2 separate regions of the Homo sapiens genome follow, and region 2 is linked to region 1. Evidence: chromatin contacts called from ENCODE Hi-C or POLR2A ChIA-PET data. All regions are on one chromosome and are shown on one strand. Each heading gives the region's core, a stretch centred on a gene start or an enhancer-like site at or near the end of the contact. The rest is flanking DNA. Distances are from core to core; before and after follow the strand shown.

Region 1 (5,229 bases), core at 1,102-3,601:
TCACCGCTTAGCGGTTCCTTTCAGCGTCTGCCAATCTATCAAGATTCAGCTACCGCTGTGAACCCATCAACTCCATGGAAAGGAAAAAAGGAACCCTCACCACAGCAATTATTTATCCTGGCCTGAACTTCAGGTGACCTTTCCCAGGTCCACAGAAGTTGCAGATGGGAGCACCTTGGTGTGTAGGATTTTTTCCCCACTGTGTCCTTTTAAAAAACACATTTTTTTTCATGACATGAACCTCTTTTGCAAAATTTTCTTTTGCAAAAAGATCTTTGGGTGGTCTATAAGACCACAACAGGGGTGGAACATTGGCCTACCTAGAGCACAGATTGGATGTAAACGAAGTCATCCAAAGATAAAATAAACGAAGAAACAAAAACTGTGACCTCATGGGGATGGTTTCAGAGAAGACCCGAGTGCAGCTCACCCACAGGCCAGCTCAGCCCTCGGACAAAAATAAGGGGCTGTTCTGCACCAAAGGCTCTGCCCTGACCCGGGGAGATCCAATATTGTAAACTCTGTGGGTGGGTATTTGTGTGTGTCCCCGAATCAGAGAAAAATCCAGGCCATAACAAGGACTATGCAGGGTGTAACTCCCCGTGTAAATTTAAAGTGACCTAAGGGACATAATTACATAAATCTCATCATGAGACAATATACTTTTTATTTGTTTGAATTTTATTTGTATTGGTAAAACTGACCTGAAACTGACACAAGTTTATTAGAAAAAGGACTCTGTAAAAGCAAGTGGGCTGGTCTTCTTATTTAAGATGGATGTGCCGACTTCTAGTATGATTAGAGAAATGGATAACTCACTAACATCTGTGCAAACTACAATAAAAAGGGATTTAGTGTTACCCCAAGGAAGGCAAGAGAGGCTGTCTGTCCATTAAACGCTTTATTACAGCGCCAGCAGCTTTTTTCTAATTCAGTTATTCCTGCACAGCGTTCAGCACTCTGACTGCCTGTCAACCCACCAGACAGTGCTCGGGGCTGGGAGGTTTTGTGCAAGGTAGGTGACAATCAAATGAGCCACTGAGAAGAGAGGGGAGCCTGACCCTCGTGAAGGATTAACTACAGAAAGTGAGTGTGATCATGTCACACCATTACTTAGAATTTTCACAGTCAATTTCTGAAAATATGAGATAAGTTCTTAAAGAGGCAGTTGTCTCAGGAGCTAAGCAGACCCAGTGTGGTTTTGTTCCATGTGACAGGGCAGGGAGCCTGGAGAAAGAGTAGGGACTTCGAGGGAGAGGGAACAGGTGGCATCAGCACTGTGCCTATCCTCTGTAGGGCATTCTAGAGCCAGGCCTTGGAGCAACTGGCTCCCAGGAAGGCTGCAGCCAAGAAGGGAGAGGATGGAGAGATGCCTTCTGGGACCAAGATGCCATATATCCCTCCTCCACTGGATGCTGGAATCCAGCCTCTCCTGGGGTCAACTGGGCTAATGAACATGACCCTTTGGTGATCATATTAGGCTTTGGGTTCACAGGAAGCCTGTCTAGGGCAGTCAAGATGCCGGTGCTGGGATGAAATGTCCATCTTCTATCACTCCTTTTCACCCCTGCAACTGCTACAACCAATATCATCATAAGCTTCCCCAAAAGACTATATGCCCCTACGGCATGCAAAAAGATCCAGTCCCACAGGAGCTCACAAGCCACATGCTTAAGAAAAGTACTATATGCTCAACACAAATATACTTGAGATATATATTTTCAAAGCCTGGCAAAGGTAGATGACAGTACAAGGAAGCATGGCACATTTTGGGGCCAGAGATGAGTCTGTCCCTCATTTATAGATGGCAGATCTTTAACACAAAAAGGGGAAGGCTCCACCCAGAGCACACGCAATCTTTGGGAAGTGGAGCTGAGACCGGAGCCCCATGTTCCTGATCTCCTGACCAACAGAAGTTATGCTACAGGGCTTCACGCAGTAGGGCTTTTTGAGAAGATGGACTGGAAATGTGATTTCTTCCTTTGCATCTATATATTTAAATGAGAAAAGTAAACCACAAACCTCTAAGCTTGGTTCTGCTAAAGTAATTTAACATCTGCTGCCACCTGAATGTAATTGAAACAATTCATTATCAAATTTACTGATCTGCTTAATGATTTTGTATTTCTCTTTCAAAATCACCTTCCTCCTAAGCTAGCCTAGGTAAATTACCCTTTGCTTCAAATCTGAGAGATTGAAGGGACCTGGGAGAACATCCAATTCAAGCCCCCTCACTTTAAAAATGGTGTAACAGTGTTTTGTGTGTCCATGGTGAGGTTGCAGACCTTTATCGAGGTCACAGAGCAAGTCCAGCAAGAGTTGAACACAGGCTGCCAGAATTCCACCCTTGTCTCATTCCGAGATTGTGTGCTGAGGGTTTTCAACTGCATCTCTAAAGGGAAGGCCAAAGAAAGAGCAACAGGAAAGGATGGTAAAAAGGGGGTAGAAAGGAAGAAGGAAGGGAAGAAAAAAGGGAAAACAGCAAGCTCTCTTTCCAGAGCCACACATTTTTTTCTGTTTGCTCAGTGGCAGTCTGTTAAAGAAATACTTCATTGTCACTGAACACAGAGTCATTAAAGGCACCTTGGAAATTTGGACCCTTTTACTAGAATCAGGGCTTAAATAGCAACTTAATTTATGACACTTCTCGAGGCTGATGGCGTTTTTGCTCTAAGGTAAGGTCATCTCAGTATATACCCCTCCCGTCGCTTCCCTTTAGAACACGCAGAGGCGTTTCCTCTTTACTTTCAAGTTACTGATTATTCAACTGCTCAAATGTAAGTCACATATGTATGTAGGCACGTTTGAGTCCACGGTGTGTTTCTAAAAGAGAGCTCTTTTATATCTGCCTGTAAAAGAGGAGAGCTCAAAGATGGGGGAACCCACAAATAAGCAAGTGAATAATTAGATCAGAGATAGATGCCACCTTTTCTCAGTGTTAAAACTGTGAGGGGAAAAAGTACTCGTGCATAATTGACATAATTGATCTAGTATTTTTTTTTCCTTTTTGCTGCAGTAATTTTTATGCATGCCATTGTTGCTGTTATTATCCAAGATGTGATCTTGCGTGGTTGATAATACAGGCTAGATATGAATACGCGTACGCACCAGCCAATCACAAATCTATAGTGTCTATTTCTGCATCACCAGGTGCTATCTCATGGGAAATATCCTCTTTTTTGGCAGGCACACAGAGCACTGCATTATCTGTCATTTTCATTAGATTCAAGCTACAGCTGGGCCAAAAAGACTTAGTTCTAGCATATGTGCTCAAAATGGCCAAGCTGCGATTGTCCAAATTCACCCTTTCAAGATTGCATTACTGAACAACTGGAGCCAAAGCTAGAAATTGGAGAGAGCAAAGCGCCTGAATTCCACTTGGAAAATGGCAAACACCATAGGCTCTGAAGATTGAAGCGTATTATCATGACTAACTCAAAGGGTCAGAGGAGACACTGGCTTCCACCAGCAAGCTCAACGTCTTTTGGCACATCTGAGGTGGGGATGGAAGCTGCAAGAGCCTAGATTTTGACACCACTTAACAAAGAAAAGCCAATGTCTTTCATTCCCCTCTGTGCCTTTCAGTATACCTTGGCCATGTGGAATGCAATAGGTTCTGTACCCAGGTCTTGACCTGGGCCAGCTGGTCTTGAGCCCCGTAGGACGTAGTCTGTGGCCTGCTGCATACTTGGATAGTGTGGGGTGTATAAAAAGCAACTCATCCTGAGGGAGAAAAGCATCCAACTGTCATAAGCTTGAGTCTCCATGCAAGTCTCCACTATTTTATAAATTCAGTTCTTTATGTGAACATGCGAAGAAGACATATTGAAAAATTAGCCCCACAAAGAAATAAATACAAAAATCCCCACTCCAGGTTGCTGGAAATGGGAGAACCACAGGGCTGGGGAAGATGGTCACTCCACCCAGTGGACTTCATGTTATTTGAAGCAGACATTGAAAAAAAAAAGAGAGAGAGAGAGAGAGACTAGTTGTTCAAGCAGAGAAAAAGAAAGTAAAAAGGCCAGTGGGAATGTAAAATAGTGCAGCCACTGTGGAAACAGTACAGGGGTTCCTCAAAATATTAAACATAGAATAACCATATGACCCAGCAACTCCGCTATTGGGTCTATACCCTGAAGAATTGAAGAGATACTTGTACACCCATGTTCATAGCAGCATTATTCACAATAACCAAAGTGGAAGCAACTCAAGTGTTCATTGGTAGATGAATAAATGAATAAATAGGCAAAATGCCATAGAGACAAAGTAGAACAGCACTCCCAAGGGCTGAGAAGAAGGGGGAATGGAGAATTACTGTTTAATTCAGGGTTACTGGTACAGGGTTCCAGCTGGGGAAGATGAAAGGATTCTGGAGATGGATGGCAGTAATGATTATACAACAATATGAATGCACTTAATACCACTGAGTTGTACACTTAAAAATGGTTAAAATGGCAAATTTCTTATTATGTGTGTTCTACCACAATGAAAAAAAAGGAGGTTTGTGTCTGGTCCTGGAGACACAGACTCCCTGAGTCTGTGCCGCAGCAACACCGAGCAATGCTGTGATCTTCCAGAATGCCAGTAAGGGTGAGCCCTTGGCCATGTGTCCTTTGAGCGATGTGCAAAGTTCCAAAGACAGAAGGAATATCTGGGATTTGGTTATGAGGATATATGCTGCCCTAGAATTGTCCCAGGTTTTCATGCCAGGGTGGAGACCTCACACACCATGGTGGCAGGGGATTTCTGCAGGGAGAAGTCTGCTGACAAACCCATCTTATGGGTTCTGGCATCTTGGCCACAGACAGCAGTCAGCTGTTTTTCATCTGCACTGCTAATAGGGTCTAGCTGAATGGCTAACAAGCAAGGTGAAATGTAGCATGAATGTTTTGAAAGCCATGGAGCCTCACTTTGGGTTCAGGAGTAGCAAAACTAGCAAGAAGGTCACTGTTGCTGATTGGGGACAAATGTGATGAGTGTTGGGGGCTTAAACAACAGGGATGTATTTTCTCACAGTTCAGGAGGCTGCAAGTTGGAGATCAGGGTGACAGCATGATCAGGTTCGGGTGAGGGCTCTCTTCCTGACTTGCAGACAAGCACCTCCCTGGTGAGTCCTCACATAGGGATTGATGGGGGAAACAGAGCTCTGGTAGTCTCTTCCTCTCCTTATAAGGGCACTAATCTCATCATCAGGGCCCTACCCTCATTACCTTATCTAAACCTAATCGC
Region 2 (4,747 bases), core at 1,044-3,543, 170 kb after region 1:
TGGGGGCTGTGTCAGTGAACCAGGCTGCGTCCCTGAGTACTTCCAGTAGGTGGGGGTGTCCTGGTGCACACAGCTCAAGGGTGCAAACCCAGAAGCGATTAACTGGCAGGGCTTGGGAACAGCTGTCCACATCAGGCCTGGTGGGGGTCTGCTGGGGCCCTGCAGAGGGGACAGAGCTCAGACACAAAGGGGAAGAGGCTGCTGGGAGCCCGGGCAGGGAGCCGCAAAAGATTATTTTTTATCTGAAATATTCCTGAGACGTGGAAGTCTTTACGTTTCTTCATTCTCACACTACTAACCAAGCCAACCAAAAGATTTTTTTAATAGTTATATTGTGCTAAGCTTTTCAGATACGGTGTTGGTTTTTCTTTTTTTTTTCTTTTTTTTTTTTTTTTAGCATGACACGGAGTTTAAAAAAAATCAGACAAGGGTTCTGGCTTCAGCAACTGCAGCTCTGTTTATATTTTAATGTTTTGTACGTGACTGCTTCTGTGGGGGAAGAAAAAGAGGGAGAGAGAAAGTTGCCTGTGAGCTTTAGTGTAAATCACAGATACTTCATTTTTCTCTGTGTCCTTGGAAATTATTCAAAATTAAAGCCTTCCTCCCTCCATCTTTTTTTTCTTTCTTTCTTTCTTTCTTTTTTCTTTTTTTTCCAGTGGGGGAGTCTTCTGTATTGCACATGCGAGGGTTTGTGTCTGGTCAGCTGCAATGAGAAGGCAAGGCCAATCGATAGAAACACACACACAGGCCCCTACCCTGCCCCAGCTTGTCCGACTCTCAAGTTACAGGTTTACACGGCAAGTCTAAATAATATTCAAAATGATAAATGGTACCCGAAGCCCGGCATCCACCATCAATCTTTTTTTAAGGAACATCCATCTTCAATAACGCACGTTTGAATCATGTGAAGTCAGGAGCCCTGAGATTCATTTCTACCACCCTTTGCAAGCCAGGGTGGCTTGAATGATACCTGTCAACCTTTTTCTTTTTTCTTTTTTTTTTCTCTCCCCTTGACTAATGGGGAAAAAAAAAGGCAGGGAAAAGAGAAAAGGAATGAGAAAGGGGGGAAAAAAAGTCAGAAGAGTGTCAAAGGCTGAACAGTGTGGTTTAGCAGATAATATGAATGAGCATAACCTCTCCCGTGCCTCTGCCAATCTCCCACCCGCCACGCCACGCACCCAGCCATCCAGAAGCAGGCTCTACCCCCTTCTCCCCTGCCCAGCCTCTTTCCTCCCTTTCCCTCTTGCCAAATCAGCAGAGCTCCCTCCTGCAAGCCACAGGGTACAGTACCAAGAGGAGGAAGAGACAGCCTCACATGGACCTGGGCTTCCCTCCCCTCCCCGTAGTCTGGCTGGGGCCCATATGATAAATGACATATGTCATTCTGTCAGGAGGGAAGGGTGGGTCAGTGATGTATGACTCTGCTGAAAAGGAAATCGACTGTTTGGCATGGTGCAGCTCTTCTCCACCAGGATTTAGTTTCAGAACTCTGAAATGAATTCTCCGACGTTTCAAGTGCATACTTAGGGCAGGGTGATGGGAGGCCTGGGAAATCGTACTCCATCCTCCCACTGCCCTTCCCATGGCAAAAAGGAAAAAAAAAAGGGGGGGGCGTTCTGCTGCTGATACCTGCAAAAGGCCACGCACGTGTCGAAGTCCCTAGCTGTCGCAACACCGTGGGTTATTTAAAAAAATTGACTTTAAAAAAAAAAAAAGAAAGAAAAGAAATCAAGTGGAGTCAGGTTAGCCCTTTTATTTATTTATTTTTTAATGGCAAAGGGCTGACACAAAAGCAAGATAAAAATTAGCATGTTTGAAGTAATCGTCCCGCAGCTTGACATCTGCATAGTAAATTTTAAAGGAAAAAAATGTGTCAGACAGCCATGAGCCGCCTCGCCCTCCCCCTTTCATTAGCTCACTGCCAGGGTGGCACTGCTGAACCTCATTATGGCGAGAGGATTTATGAAGCTGAACCCAATGGCAAAGAAAAGGCATCTGTCAATAATTGTAGGGAGCTGCACTCACAGCTTTGAAATCTCATTAAGTATGCAGTTATCAGGCATAAAGATCAAAAACATTACTCAACTCCGACAGAATCTTATGGAGGAACATTAATTAGCAACAGGCCTACAGTACAAAAAAAAAAAAAAAAAAAAAAAAAACCACAGACTTCCTCTCACACCTGCCCAACCCACAAACCTAAAGCAACACTCCCCCTCCCGCCTGAAAAAAAATAATTCCCAGCATCTGAAACTGATCAAGAACATGAAACAAGAGAGACGCACACAGAAAAGGGGAAAGGGAGGGAAGGGGTGGGCGGCGGGCAGGGAGGAGGGGAGAGGGAGGGCGGGGAAATTCAGTTGAGAAAGCCTTGGCGGTGAGGAGAGAAAAGGAAGAAGCTGTCAAACTTGAGAAGGATGTCAGTGCGGGCCCTGATTACTGGGGCCTATGGAGTTCTCAGACCTTTTATCATCATCACCATCAAAACCAGTCTAGGAGTCACTACCGGGAGGACTGGGGGCTGCAGGTTTGCAGCCCAGGCCCAGGGCCCAGACCCCAGGACCCTCTCCTCCAGCCCCTGCTTACCTGGCAGGCAGGAGGCTGCAGGGCCAAGACCCAGGAGGCAGGCCCCGCTTTCCCCAGCCAGTCTGCACCCAGCCAGCTAAAGCTGGCAGCAAGACCTGCCTTCACAGGCTCTGGACACAGGCCAGGGAACCACTGCGTTCACCTTCCATCTCTCAACCACTGTAACACACCTTTTTCTTCCTCCAAAGAGACTGCAGCATCCCCTTCTCACACAGGCACCTTCTGTTATTTGATTTCTGTGTGCAATCCCTTACTGAAAAATACAATATAGATGGGGGAAGGCACGTGGAAACTGCCAAGCTGACCCTGAGTCCCGAGGCCTCCAGACCTCTGTAACACTTGGGACAAGGTGCAGCTCATTACGGGTGTCCAGCAGATCCACACACTAGTTTGACTCTAGGATCTCCAGGAAGGTAAAATTAAATGGCAAGTTTCCTACCCCACCACATTCTAGCCTCTTGCAAGATGCATTGGCAAAGAGTAATGTACATAATGTACATGTGTTTCAGAAGCATCCCACAAGTATTGCGCACTTGGGGTCTCAGGCAAACTTCCCTGATGTCCTGTGGTGGTCTGGATCCAGGGTAGGTGCACAGAGGCCTGATGGGGTGGGAGTGTGTCTCAAATACCACACAGGTTTCAGTCCAACAGGCAACATCAGCCACTCCCGGACATGTCATGCAACAGTGAGGCACCATCTGTAGCCCCCACCCCCATGAAAGGTGTAGGAAAATAATAAAGTAGATATCCTGCATGTTATTTCCCTTATTGCACTGTTATAGAAAGGTGGCCTTCTCTGTTCACCTGCTAGCATGCACTCACTCTCTCTCTCTCTCTCTCTGACACACACACACACACACACACACACACACACACACACACAGCACTTCCCACAGTCCCACACCATAAGAAAACCTACAGAACAGCTCCTTTGATCCGAATCCTCTGCTAGCATTCTCCTGGCTCCTCACTCACTCCTAGGCCACATTCTTCCCTGGTTCCACGGCTACTTCTGAAGTGTTTACCTCTCTGGTCTACTCAGAAGACAATGGTCACCTTTTCATAATTAGCCACATCTTTAAGAAAACGGGCATTAAGATTCCTAGGCAACCAGCTTGGAGATCCCTCCAAACCAAGGCCCATCTTTTCCAATAAATGCCTCTCCTTTAGAATATCAATGAACACAGCTCGAATAAACTGTCACCTATGACCAAAAATAGGAACACTTGTCTATAAACCAGACTTGATGAGAAGGCATTTTAGCAGGAGTATTACAATAAGGTGTTTACATTTTTTATGTACTTACCATATTACCTTTATTATGTGTAACATCAAAGTGATTATAGCAATTACATCTAACAGAATTAATTACAGAACTTCGTATCATTCCAGGATACATAATGCATTAGAGGTAAGCCAAAGAAAGAAAACATCTTGATTGTGGTAACTATTGTTGGGGTGTATTTTCTCTAGCAGCAATGCCACACCAACGGCAGCTTTCTGAGCAATGGAAACTGAGGGGTTTAACAGGGAAAAAGCTGTATTCTCTTAAAATTGAACTCATGCTTTTTGCTTAATAGTACGTTGGTGATAGTGGACATATAAAATCAATTTAATTTTTTAAGTGTAAATCTTTAAAAGGTGCTGGTTAATCCACCCAACCAATGTTAATACATAAAGGAGAAAGCACATGGGTGAAAGACTTACAAGTCTTTACGTATGCAAAATAAATTCACTCAAGGCTTCATTAATATTAATTTAAATTCAAAACCCATTTACATTAAATTGTTCATTAAAAATTGCCTATTTTATGCAACATGCATTTCTCAAAGAACTCAGAGGAAACTGAATACATAGGACTAGATTTAATGATGGGAATGGAAAATCAAAAGTAAATGAATTGGAGTCATTTCACGTATATTACCAAACAGCCCTTTGCTCTCCATTAAGGATGGGTTCCACTTTGGGAAACAAATATATTTTCTGAATATTGTGTTTTCCATTGCTATAAACTTGTAAACATGACCTTCTGGCCTACCACAGAGGAAAAAGAAGAAACACAGAGAAACTGGTGGAAGGGAGAGGGCAGCCAATCCAAAACCTGGCTAACATTAAAACAGGGATGGTTTGCCTTCGGATCTCACCTGGATTCACAGTGCAT

What was found. A loop is a pair of places that touch in the nucleus more often than their neighbours do. ChIA-PET counts read pairs that join two places held with the same protein, here RNA polymerase II (POLR2A). Pooled maps may share reads with other maps.
Region 2: a pooled map shows a loop between it and region 1 (2.8-fold over the local background). The contact joins the enhancer-like site here to the promoter of LINC01791 in region 1. A Hi-C loop is called at or near these places in 1 of 168 maps with a recorded cell type or tissue (mammary epithelial cell) and 8 of 50 pooled maps. POLR2A ChIA-PET finds 5 or more read pairs at or near these places in 2 of 52 experiments (A673 and Panc1).

The regions. Positions count from the first base shown.
Region 1 is chr19:31,165,159-31,170,387 of GRCh38, forward strand. It overlaps LINC01791 (long intergenic non-protein coding RNA 1791), which reads left to right and starts at 2,352. Exons shown (of 5, transcript NR_147209.1): 1 at 2,352-2,431; 2 at 2,527-2,675. It also overlaps a transcript of TSHZ3 not described here.
Region 2 is chr19:31,338,203-31,342,949 of GRCh38, forward strand. The region is part of intron 1 of TSHZ3 (teashirt zinc finger homeobox 3); the gene reads right to left. It overlaps TSHZ3-AS1 (TSHZ3 antisense RNA 1), which reads left to right. Exons shown (of 3, transcript XR_002958388.2): 1 at 1-4,747. Among named protein-coding and RNA genes, the nearest start is that of TSHZ3, 8.9 kb to the right of the region's middle. RefSeq lists an enhancer at 2,601-3,125. Within about 2 kb of position 2,294, at least 6 of the 41 ENCODE cell types and tissues checked have a DNase peak (open chromatin) inside an H3K27ac peak, as active enhancers do; they include A673, where a contact is called at or near this core.